Regions from separate parts of the Homo sapiens genome. Here region 1 is linked to region 2. A link is a loop called in an ENCODE intact Hi-C map of the cell type or tissue named here. Cell type or tissue: gastrocnemius medialis. All regions are shown on one strand. Links, peaks and the distances in the headings refer to the core of each region. The heading gives the core; the rest is flanking DNA. Region 1 has its middle 70 kb from the start of LINC02563. Region 2 has its middle 5.4 kb from the start of LINC02563.

What was found. Peaks named below come from ENCODE experiments on the same cell type or tissue, not always from the same donor. Only the 100,000 strongest peaks of a DNase experiment are listed, where the experiment ranks them.
Region 1: a loop joins it to region 2, with 2.7 times the contacts of the local background. A loop is called at or near these places in 2 of 110 quality-filtered maps.

Annotation. Positions count from the first base shown.
Region 1 is chr17:65,385,166-65,390,541 of GRCh38, reverse strand. No RefSeq gene overlaps it. Among named protein-coding and RNA genes, the nearest start is that of LINC02563, 70 kb to the left of the region's middle. In gastrocnemius medialis, for the core only: no CTCF peak of the experiment used is centred there; a DNase peak (open chromatin) is centred at 3,031; H3K27ac peaks cover 2,729 bases.
Region 2 is chr17:65,460,302-65,465,677 of GRCh38, reverse strand. No RefSeq gene overlaps it. Among named protein-coding and RNA genes, the nearest start is that of LINC02563, 5.4 kb to the right of the region's middle. RefSeq lists enhancers at 3,785-4,417, 4,418-5,051, 5,052-5,376. In gastrocnemius medialis, for the core only: no CTCF peak of the experiment used is centred there; DNase peaks (open chromatin) are centred at 1,569, 2,237, 4,467 and 4,887; H3K27ac peaks cover 4,259 bases.

The DNA.
Region 1 (5,376 bases), core at 169-5,168, 75 kb after region 2:
GACTCAAGTCCAACTCACAGCAAGAAGACAAGCCCAGCTGGACGGCAGCTCGAAGCAGAGCACTCTTGGCCTGTCAGCCTCGATTAGCCAAAGCACAGCTCCCATAGAGATAGGAGAATAAACATAAATGATTCCTGTCTTCAGCCACTGAGTTGTGGGGTAATTTGTTATGGAGCATTATTGTGGCAAGAGCTAGCTGGGGCAGATGGCAGATAGGTGTTCTCTTGAATGCCAACTCTATTTAATTGGTAGTGATTGAGCAGAGTGCTCCACTGAGTGGAAAAGGATTGTGACGAATTTGGGCTATGAAAGAATTCCAGGACTTATGAGTCACATCTGCTGTAGCAGTCGTGGCACAAGTGCCATGTAGTGGTTATCCTGCATCTAAAGCCTCTCTAGATGACTTATCTTGGGGCTGAGTGTGGCTCATTGAGCAGTACTAATATACACAGGACTAGATGACACATCCTCTGCAGTTTGCATATTTATTCATATCTCAGGCTGTCACCAGTATGCAAGATACCACTAGCACATGCTGCTTCTTAGAAAAGTGCACTGCTGCAAAGATGTACGCACACGGTTGCCAACTTGGTGAGCAGTTAATATTTTGGCGGGGAGGCGTTTCATGGGGGGTGCTTCTTCTTCCAAGAAGATGTATCACTTTCTGGGGTACATGTCTTGATAAGTGTAGCATGGACTGCATTTCAGCCCCTAATTGCTCCCTTGGCAGTAAGCATTTTTGTGCAGTGCACAAACTGTACCGCTGTACATGGCAGGCCTGCCAGCACAAGTTGGGATGAAAGTTTGTTTGTTTGTTTGTTTGTTTGTTTAGGAAAAGAAGAACCAAGATGAAAGGAGTAAAGCCTGACCTTCTCTGATGTCAGTCCTGCCCACTCCTTGGCTTTGGAGTTTTGAATGAGTCACTTTAGCACTATCTGATCTTGAGTTCCAGGCCCAAAGTGCTTGTGCATTCTGGGAAGTTGGAAGAATGATTGAATTAAAGGTGGGGATGTCTACTACTGAACAGGCATGTTCCATTATTCCAAAAGAGGATACAGTCTGTCCCACTGAATCTCTAGGCCTGGAAATGTTGGAAAGTGCTAAGCTGAGAACAAATTCCCTAAAATCTTTTGCCTACTTCTGCTTGTCAGGGACCTTGGAAAAGCAAACGCTGTAGTGTAAAAGGATCCTCTTCTGCAAGGTAACCGAAAACCCGTGTAAAGGCTGACCCTGGAATTAGAATGCTTGAGCTTGAAGAGCCAAATAAAAAGGAGTCACATCTGGTTCCATTTTTCTTGTGAAATCATCTCACACTGACCAAGTAGGTCCTTTCCTGAGTATATAAATATAGAAGACACACACGTGGTTGTTATCAAACAGTATTGTGCAAAATTAAGTTGGCTACTTTATGGTGAAATGGAGAAGAATGGCAGGCATTTCAAACACATGAGTTTCTCTTCATTGGGTCTGGAAGCAATCACTCATGAAGACAGCTACTTTATCTCCTAGAGTGAGGACCATGCTAGAAAGGACATCATGTTGGGTTAAAACCAGTGACATGGTCAGTCCTGCAATGAATCAGAGTACACAGAGCTCTGATTGCCCATTGACTTGGGGGAAGATGTGGCTGTGTTAACGACAGAAATCATCTCCACCCCATGTCCCAAGCTGGTCTTTTGGACAAGGTCTCTAATGTGGTGACCATATGTGAACTCAAGGCCAAAGGGAATGGACTTACTGGGATTTTTCAATTATCTTTTGGTCTCAGAGACTCACTGCATTGTTGCTACCTGACTCTTATCACCAGACTGTTCCTGGGGAATGTACAACAGATGAGAAGCAGAAATCAAGGAAACAACCCAAGCCTTAGCTGTGGCGAGCCTTGAAATTGCTCCATAGTAAGCCAGATGGAGGGAATGTTGAAAGTGGCAGGGATATTCCTAGCTGGGCCTTTGGTTGAGCCTATTCTCATCCAGTGGCTATTCCAAAGGAACATGAATCCCCCTCCAGATTAAGTGTCCCATAGGACCTGTGTGAACAGAAGGATAGTGGTGAGAGGTGGGGGAAAGAGCGAGATCATGAACTGTGAAGCAATAAAAACTTACGAGGTTGGGAGAGGGAGAGGAACCATGAAATTGTTTCCCCTATCACCCTGCCTTCGAATTCCCAGCTGCTCTCATTTTTATAGGCTAGGTTGAAGGATAAGAAGCTTGCACAAAATTGGGACCCATGAATGGTACATAAGTAGGCCAAAAATGAAGAGCACTGTGAATGTCCCAGGGATGGGAGTGGGGTCCTTGTCCAGAATTCATTCTTTTCTTTAACTTTGGTGTTTCCAAACTTACTATACTGTCGAGACCTTGTTATAGCACAAACTGCCCAAACCAACTCTCCATGCAATCAAAACAGTCTCAAGCTCTTGCTAATTGTCTCCTGATGCATTATTCAATGAAGATTGCAGCTGTGGATGCCAGCAGTCTCTTGGCGTATATGGAATCAACATTTGAAATCAGTTCCTGGAAAGATATTTCTGGTCTGTATCTTTTCTTTGTAACATTCAAAAGAACTGTGTCTAACAGGGAAAATAATTGGAGAATAAGGTCTTTTCTTCTGTCTCTGCCCAGAGGATTAAGATGACCAAAAGGGTCCTTCCTTTAAATGGAAAGTGAAAAATAGAAATATGTCTTATATAAGCCCTGGGGAAATCATAATGTGGTCCACTCCTTCATAACTGGGGTGTGGAAAATATGGGAAATTTTGATTCATGATAGTTCAGACTTCTCTTGAAGGGTCCTGGTGGGGCACTTGAAAGAAGAAACCTGTTTTATGGAATGGAGTTTTCCATTTTCAAGGGCAAGTTGTAGGTGTGGTCGTAGGAACAGCATGGGGTTTTTAAGGCAATGTGATGTGAACTTGAAACCTAATAGTGCGGTTCTCTTAGCAATCTTGGTTGGGATGGTTTGAAAGTCACTGTCCAAGGAGCCTGCAGAGAGTTGTGCAACCAGCTTTCGTCGCCAGTGTTCCACAGACAAGCGTCACTTAGCCTAGAAATCCTAGACTCACTCAGCAAGTGTTCCCTGCAATGGGCCAAGGTCATGAGTCTAGGACTGGTCCTTCTTGAGACCAGTAAGTGCATTCCCCTTCCACATCTTCTTAGGGACAGCCTTAAGATTCTCAGCATTTGTGTTTGCCCATCTGAAAAAATGGAAATGAGAAGCCAGCTTATGCTTTTTCTGAGTGTGAATTTATTAACACTCAAATGTTTTATTAACACTCAAATGTTTGCTAATTGTCAAGAGCTTGCAGCCTTCCTCAGCCCTGAATGCCCTCTGCAGAGCCACTGGCACCCCACAGGTAGTAAATTAAAGAAAAGGAATATGCAGAGACCCGGCGCGGCAGCTCACGCCTGTAATTCCAGCACTTTGGGAGGCCGAGGCAGGTGGATCACTTGAGGTCAGGAGTTGGAGACCAGCCTGGGCAACATAGTGAAACCTTGTCTCTACTAAAAATACAAAAAAATTAGCCAGGCATGGTGTTACGGGCCTGTCGTCCCAGCTACTTGGGAGGCTTAGGCAGGAGAATCGCTTGAACCCTGGAGGCAAAGGTTGCAGTGAGCCAAGATCATGCCACTGCACTCCAGCCTGGGTGACAACGCAAGACTCTGGAAAGAAAAGAAGAAAAGAAAAGAGAGGAGAAGAGAAGAGAAAAGAAAAGAAAAAAGAGGCAGGGAGGGAGGAAGGAAAGAAGGAAGAAAGAAAAGAAAAGAAAGAAGAAAGAAAGGGTGAGAAAGAAAGAAAAAGAAAGAAAGAAAGAAAGAAAGAAAGAAAGAAAGAAAAGAAAGAGAAAGAGGAAGGAGGATGGAAGGGAGGAAAGAAGGAAGGAAGGGAGAGAGAAAAAGAGGAAGGAAGGGAGAGAGAGAAAAAACAGAGAGAGAGAAAGAAGAGGAATAGGCAGAGAAGGACGGACAGAAGCAGGGTCTGGCAAGAGAGTCTACACCGTGGTGTGGGGAAGGCAGCGTCTAGTAGACATGCCGAGTGCCAGCCCCTAACCAGGGCCAGGCCAATGTTCCAAGCCTCAGTAGTGGCTGCTGTCCTTGCCCTTCCTCCCCTGGCACTTATACCCACGAGGAGTGACCAGGAGGCTCCCAGGACTACCTCTAGCCCCAGGAAAGCAGGGAGCTCTATCTGACAAGCTTCCCAACTGCCCTGAGAATTTGAAGCTACTCGAAGAATGAGAGGAAATAAAGTCTGGAAAACCTCAGCAAGAAAATGGCCAGGTTATTCCACCTCATTTCTTCAGCCTTTTCTTGGCGTGTATTATCGAGAAAACTAACTGGGTGGAACTGCAGGTGTCTAAGAAGAACTTTGATTTTTCTAAACATTTACAATTCTCTTTTATGTATGCAGTCAGAAAATGGGCGACGAGGAAATCGAAAATGTAAATCTTTCAGCAAACGTGTTTGTCAGGGAGATGCCAGACTCCCTTCAGAGGAGCAAATTATCATGAAATAAGCCCAGAGAGGAAAAACCGTAGAGAGAATTTCCAGAGAACACTGGCTCCTCCGAACCGGAAGTGGAGCCTCAGCAGGAAGGGGCTGGGCTTTCACTGAGAGCCAACGGGATGCCCGGCGTGGTCGGGCAAAGATGGCGGGCGCCTGTGGGAAGGGCCAGGTTGTTTCGCTCCGGGCCTCTCCTTAGCTGAGAAATAGTCTGTTATTATAGAATTATGTGGGAGAATTGTATCTGGTTCTTCTGACTCTCCAGTTTTTAAAATGGTGTCCTCAAACATACCATCTTTCCTTTAATGGGTGTCACCATCATGAATTGAACCTTCCCTAGAATTTCTTGGGAAGATAAAGGCAACACTCTGAGGTTGACCAAATTTGCTTTTATCTCTCTTTCCCTCTTTGCTACTCCTGTCTTCTTCCCATTAATAAAACTACTCATGCCAGCTGTGGTGGCTCACACCTGTAATCCCAGCCCTTTGGGAGGCCAAGTTGGGAGGATTGCTGTTCAAGACCAGCCTGGGCAACATAGCAAGACCCTATCTCTACAAAAAATAAAAACGTTAGCCAGGCACGGTGGCACATGCCTGTGGTCCCAGCTACTCTGAAAGCTGAGGCGGGAAAATCCCTTGGGCCCAGGATTTTGAAGCTTCACACCATTGTACTCCAGCCTGGGCAACAGAATGAGAACCTATCAAAAAAAAAAGAGAGAGAGAGGAAAGAGAAAGGAAGAAAGAAAAAGAAAGGGAGAGAGAAAGAAGGGAGGGAAGGAAGAAGAGAGAAAGAAAAGGGAGAGAGATGGAGAGAGGGAAAGAGAAAGAAAGGGAAAGAGAGAGAAAAGATAAACACCTTGTGCAAAAATAAATAGAATA
Region 2 (5,376 bases), core at 60-5,059:
TACCGCACAGGCCTTCAGTAACAGGCTCCGTTGTGCTCAAAGGGCTAGAGGGGTTTTTATTCTGAGTCACAAACTCACCACTACTTGCACAGGGACATGGATTGAAGGAGAGGCACCTGCCCCTCTGCTCTTCAGAGACAGAACGCCTAACCCTGAAGTCCAACTATGGAAACTTGTGAAATTGGATGCAACACCACAGGCATAATCCAATTCAACACACATTTAAGGATCACTTGGTATGAGCCAGGGAAAGGACCCAACTGTATCAGTCAGGATTAGGTTCAGCTGCCAAGTAATAGTGGCCGCCCCTGCCCAAGTAACAGCAGCTTAAATAAGATGCTAATTTGTTTCTTTCTCCCATAAAACCTCAGAGGCAGGTGGTCCAGGATGGGTGTGGGGCTCTGCTCTAGGAAGCATTATGGACCTGGATTCCTTCTGTCTTGTTGGTCCACCATACATGTCTCCATTCCCAGTGTCACCTCATGGTCTAAGGTGGCAGCTCCAGCTCCAGCCATCATGTCCATCAACAACAGACAGGTGGAAGAGATAATGAAGAAAGTCAGAGTGTGCACAGCGTTCGCTTTAGTGAAGATTCCTAGAAGCTGCCACTTGACGCGTGTACTTCAATGCCATTGGCTGAACTTGGCCACAGGATCACACTTAGCAGCATGGAGAAGTTGGGTAGTCATATACCACTAAAAATTGGGGTCTCTATTGCTACGAGAAAAGGCGGCAATTAGCATTCTCCCACACTGATGCATCTAAGCTTTTATTATGGATTAGTAATACATGTTACCTTCTTTGCCCCAACAACTCTGCAATTTGATTATTAGTGTTGATGCAAAAGTAATTGTGGGTTTTGCAATTACTTTTGCACCAACCCAATATTTTTATCTTCTGTATATAAATGAGAAATCTGATCCTTAGAGAGGTTAAGTAACACATTCTAGGTCATCCAGGAAGGAAATGGTGAGGCCGGGCTTCAAGGCAAAGCCTGTTTGACTCTGAAACCTGTGTTGTTACCTTTTCTATAAGGCCTGTGCTAGGGGGTAGGGATTCCCCAAATGAAAAGAAACCTTCTGCAAACATTATTTGGGAAATATTATCATTGCTATTTTGTGGCTTTTCCGAATGAAAAGAGGTGACAGATATAGATTTCATTTTTAAATTTTCTTTTACTTAAAAAAATTGTTTGTGGGTACATAATAGGTGTATATATTTAGGGGTACGTAAGATGTTTTGATACAGGCTGAAATAGATTTTGGATGCTGTTATGGGTTGAATCGTGTCCCCCAAAATTCATATGTTGAAGTCTTAACCCCTAGTCCTGCAGAAGGTGACCTAATTTGGGAACAGGGTAATTGCAGATGTAATTAAGTTGAGATGAGGCTGTACTGGAGAAGGACAGGCCACTTGTCCAGTATGACTGGCGTCATATAGGAAGATGACTATGGAAAGTCACAGAAGCACAGGGAGAATACCACGTGAAGGTGAAGCCAGGATTGAGGTGAAGCAGTAGAAGCCGAAGAACACCAAAGAATACAAACCACCGGAAGTCAGGTGAGCGGCACGGAACAGATTTCCCCTGGCAGCCCTCAGAACAAACCACCCATGCCAACACCTTGAGCTTGATTTCTAGGCTCCAGAACTTTTTCTGGTGTTTCAGCCACCCCGCCTGTGGTATTTTGTTATGGCAGCCCTAGAAAATTAATATGAATATAATGTGTTGTTCATTGCTTTGCCATGGAAACGATTTCAGATGGCTGTGAGGATGTCAGATTTTCAGGAAGGCGGGTGCCTTGATTTTCATTACAAAGGGGGAGAGTCACTTTTCTGTGGGCTCTCCCCAGGTTTCACCCAGGGCCATAAAGTTCTATGCAACTTTTGTTAAACCCCTTCTAATGTTCCAGGCTCTGGGCTAGATGCATGGCCCAAAGAAACCGGACCAGACTTTTAGAAGACATCAGGGTGCTTCTACTTACTCCAAAGGAAAGCCTTCATTTTGGCACAGGGCATCTCTATTTTAAGCTCAGACATTCCTGGTCACTGGCTACCTCATCGCCTTGGCATCAGGTAGGGTGAGAAGAGCAGGCCCGGGTTTGTTCAGCTTCTCAGCAAGGTGAGATTGACGAGCCCAGTACAGAAGCTGGAGTGAAAAGACCACGTCCTCTCCCAGCGGGTGCTGAGCCAAGTTGTCTTGGTATTTGAGTTGCTTCATCTGTAGCCTCTTATCTCACTGGGTTAGAGTGTGCTGCACTCATGAAACCAATGTCCCAGTGTGCTCAGAGGCTGGCTGGAGTATCCCGCTTATGAGTACAGCCTGTACCCCTGACTCATGGGGCTGATTTCCAGGCAAGTCCGTGCACTGCTGCAGCACTTCCTTGCTTTGTGTTTCAGGGTTCTGTCCCATTGGCTCGACTCTATGGCCATCGCCTGGAGTGTGTGTATGAGTGTTTGTTGGGAGGACACAGAGTGGCTTTCCTCCTCTTAAGAAGAGCTAGTAGTGCCCGGCGCGGTGGCTCACGCCTGTAATCCCAGGACTTTGGGAGGTCGAGACGGGCGGATCACAAGGTCAGGAGATCAAGACCATCCTGGCTACCAGGTGAAACTCCGTCTCTACTAAAAATACAAAAAATTAGCCGGGCGTGTTGGTGGGCGCCTGTAGTCCCAGCTACTCGGGAGGCTGAGGCAGGAGAATGGTGTGAACCCGGGAGGTGGAGCTTGCAGTGAGCTGAGATTGCAGCACTGCACTCCAGCCTGGGTGACAGAGCAGCCTGGGTGACAGAGCGAGACTCCGTCTCAATTAAAAAAAAAAAAAAAAGAAGAGCTAGTAGTCCTACCCCTCAACATCAACAAAATACAAACAACCCAATGAGAGTCATGGGCAAAGAGCTGGAGTAGACATTTCTCCAAAGAAGATATGCAAATGGCTAACAGACATGTGAAAAGATGCTCGCTATCACTAATCATTAGGAAAATGCAAATAATGCAAATAAAAACCATGATGAGATACCAGTTTGCACCAATTAGGATGCCTGTTATAAAAAAACAAAAAACAGAAAATAATAACAAGTGTTGATGAGGACGTGGGAAAGTTAACATTCTTGTGCGTCGCTAGCAGGAATGTGAAATAATGCAGTCATTATGGAAAGCAGTATGGATGCTTCTCAAATAATTAAATATAGAATTACTATCCAATCCAGTTATTCCATTTCTAGGTATATGCCAAAAAGAATCAAAAGAAGATACTTGAACAGATATTTGTGTCCCTGTGTTCGTAGCAGCATTAGCCACAATAGCCAAAAGGTAGAAACAACCCAAATGTTGGTTGATGGAGGAATTGGATAAACACAAAGTGATATACAGGCATACAATGGAATATTTTCAGCCTTAAAAGGAATGAAATTCTGATACTGCTACAACATCATTGAGGACATCATGCTAAGTGAAAAAAGCCAGACACAACAGGACAAATAGTGTATGATTCCACTTATAAGATGTACCCAGAGTAGCCAAATTCATAGAGGCAGAGAGTGGAATAGTGAATACCCAGGACTGGAGGGAGAGGGGAATGGAGAGTTAGTGTTTAATGGGCACAAAGGATCAGTTTGGAAAGGTGAATACATTCTGGAGATGGGTGGTGGTCATGGTTGTACCACAATGTGAATGGACTTAATTCCACTGAACTGTACACTTGAAAATGATTAAAATGGTGAATTTTGTCATACATTTTACCACAATAAAAATAGAGAATGGTTATTGATAATATCTGCCATTCATTGAATATAGTATTCCCTAGACAAAGCATTTTATGGGCATTAGTTCCTCAAGGCACTCATTGTTACTAGCCTTATTTTAAGGATATGAAAACTGAGGCTTAGACAGGCTCAATCATTTGTTCGGGATCACATGGCTAACAGTGAGCAGTGAGGTTTGAGCCCAGCTTTGACTGGCCCTAGGGTCTCAGCTGCAACACACCTGTAGAGCCTCTTGGCTTCATCCTTGCATCTGGGACAACGCCTGGATCATAGTAGGCACGTGTCTACCTCTGATCACATCTAGAGTGAGGTACAGACCCTGACAAATCACCAGAGCTCACCAGAGGGTGGCTGCATCAACACCGTTTCTAGAGGAGGCACTCACAGATGTCAAAGTTGAAAACATGTCTCGGTGCAGTGGCTCATACCTGGAATCCCAGCACTCTGGGAGGCCAAGGTGGGAGGATCACTTGAGTGCAGGAGTTCGAGACCAGCCTGGGCAACACTGCAAGACCCAATCTCTACTAAAAATTAAAAAAAAATTAGCCAGGTGTGGTGGTATATGCCTGTGGCCCCAGCTACTCAGGAGGCTAAGGTGGGAGGATTGCTTGAGCCTGGGAAGCCAAGGCTGCAGTGAGCTATAATCACAACACTCCAGCCTGGGCAATGGAGCAAGGCCCTGTCTCGAAAAAAAAAAAATGTTGAAAACATGACTCAGGCAAATATAGGGAACATGGGGGCTGGGGCCAGGACTAGGGTGAGGCAAGAGAGTAGGAAACCAGCAGGATGGTAACATTGGTCCCAGGAGTATATGACAGACTCACGTAGATGTAGCCATTGAAAGAGGGAGTACTGAAAATGGTTTTGCTAAATCAAATTCAAAACTGGTTTATGTCCTATATATAGGACAATGAAACTATAACCTTCGGGGCTATCTTTTTTTTTTTTTTTTTTTTTTTTGAGATGGAGTTGCACTCTTGTGGCCCAGGCTGGAGTGCAGTGGCGCGATCTTGGCTCACTGCAGCCTCCGCTTCCCTGGCTTAAGCAATTCTCCTGCCTCAGCCTTCAGAGTAGCTAGGATCACAGGTGCCTGCCACCACGCCCGGCTAATTGTTTTGTATTTTTAGTACAGTCGGGGTTTCGCAATGTTCGCCAGGCTTGTCTGGAACTCCTGGCCTCAGGTGATCCCCCTGCCTCGGCCTCCCAAAGTGGCTCACAGGCATGAGCCACCGTGCCCAGCCCGGGGCTATCTTTTCTATCAGACAGGAATTGTTTGCATCTCTACCAGACAAACATTATTTGCAACTTAGCAATTTCCTTTAAGTTAGCATCTAGAATCTGGGCCTTAATCAGCAATAAGTACTAAGTCAAAGTGCCCATCCCTTCACATTGACGGACCCTCGGGTATTACCCAGATCCCCTCTTTGGGGTTCAGCCCTGTCCCCACAGCTGCTGGGAGTATCAGCTGCTGATATGGGTAGATGGCTTACAGCTCTGTTCTTACCTGGAAATCACCTGAGATGGAAGGAAACTTCCTCCCCCACGTGTATACCTTCCCTCCCTTACTTCTGGTTGGTCTTGAACAGGTGATACAAAGCCTGGTGCTCTTGCCTTAATT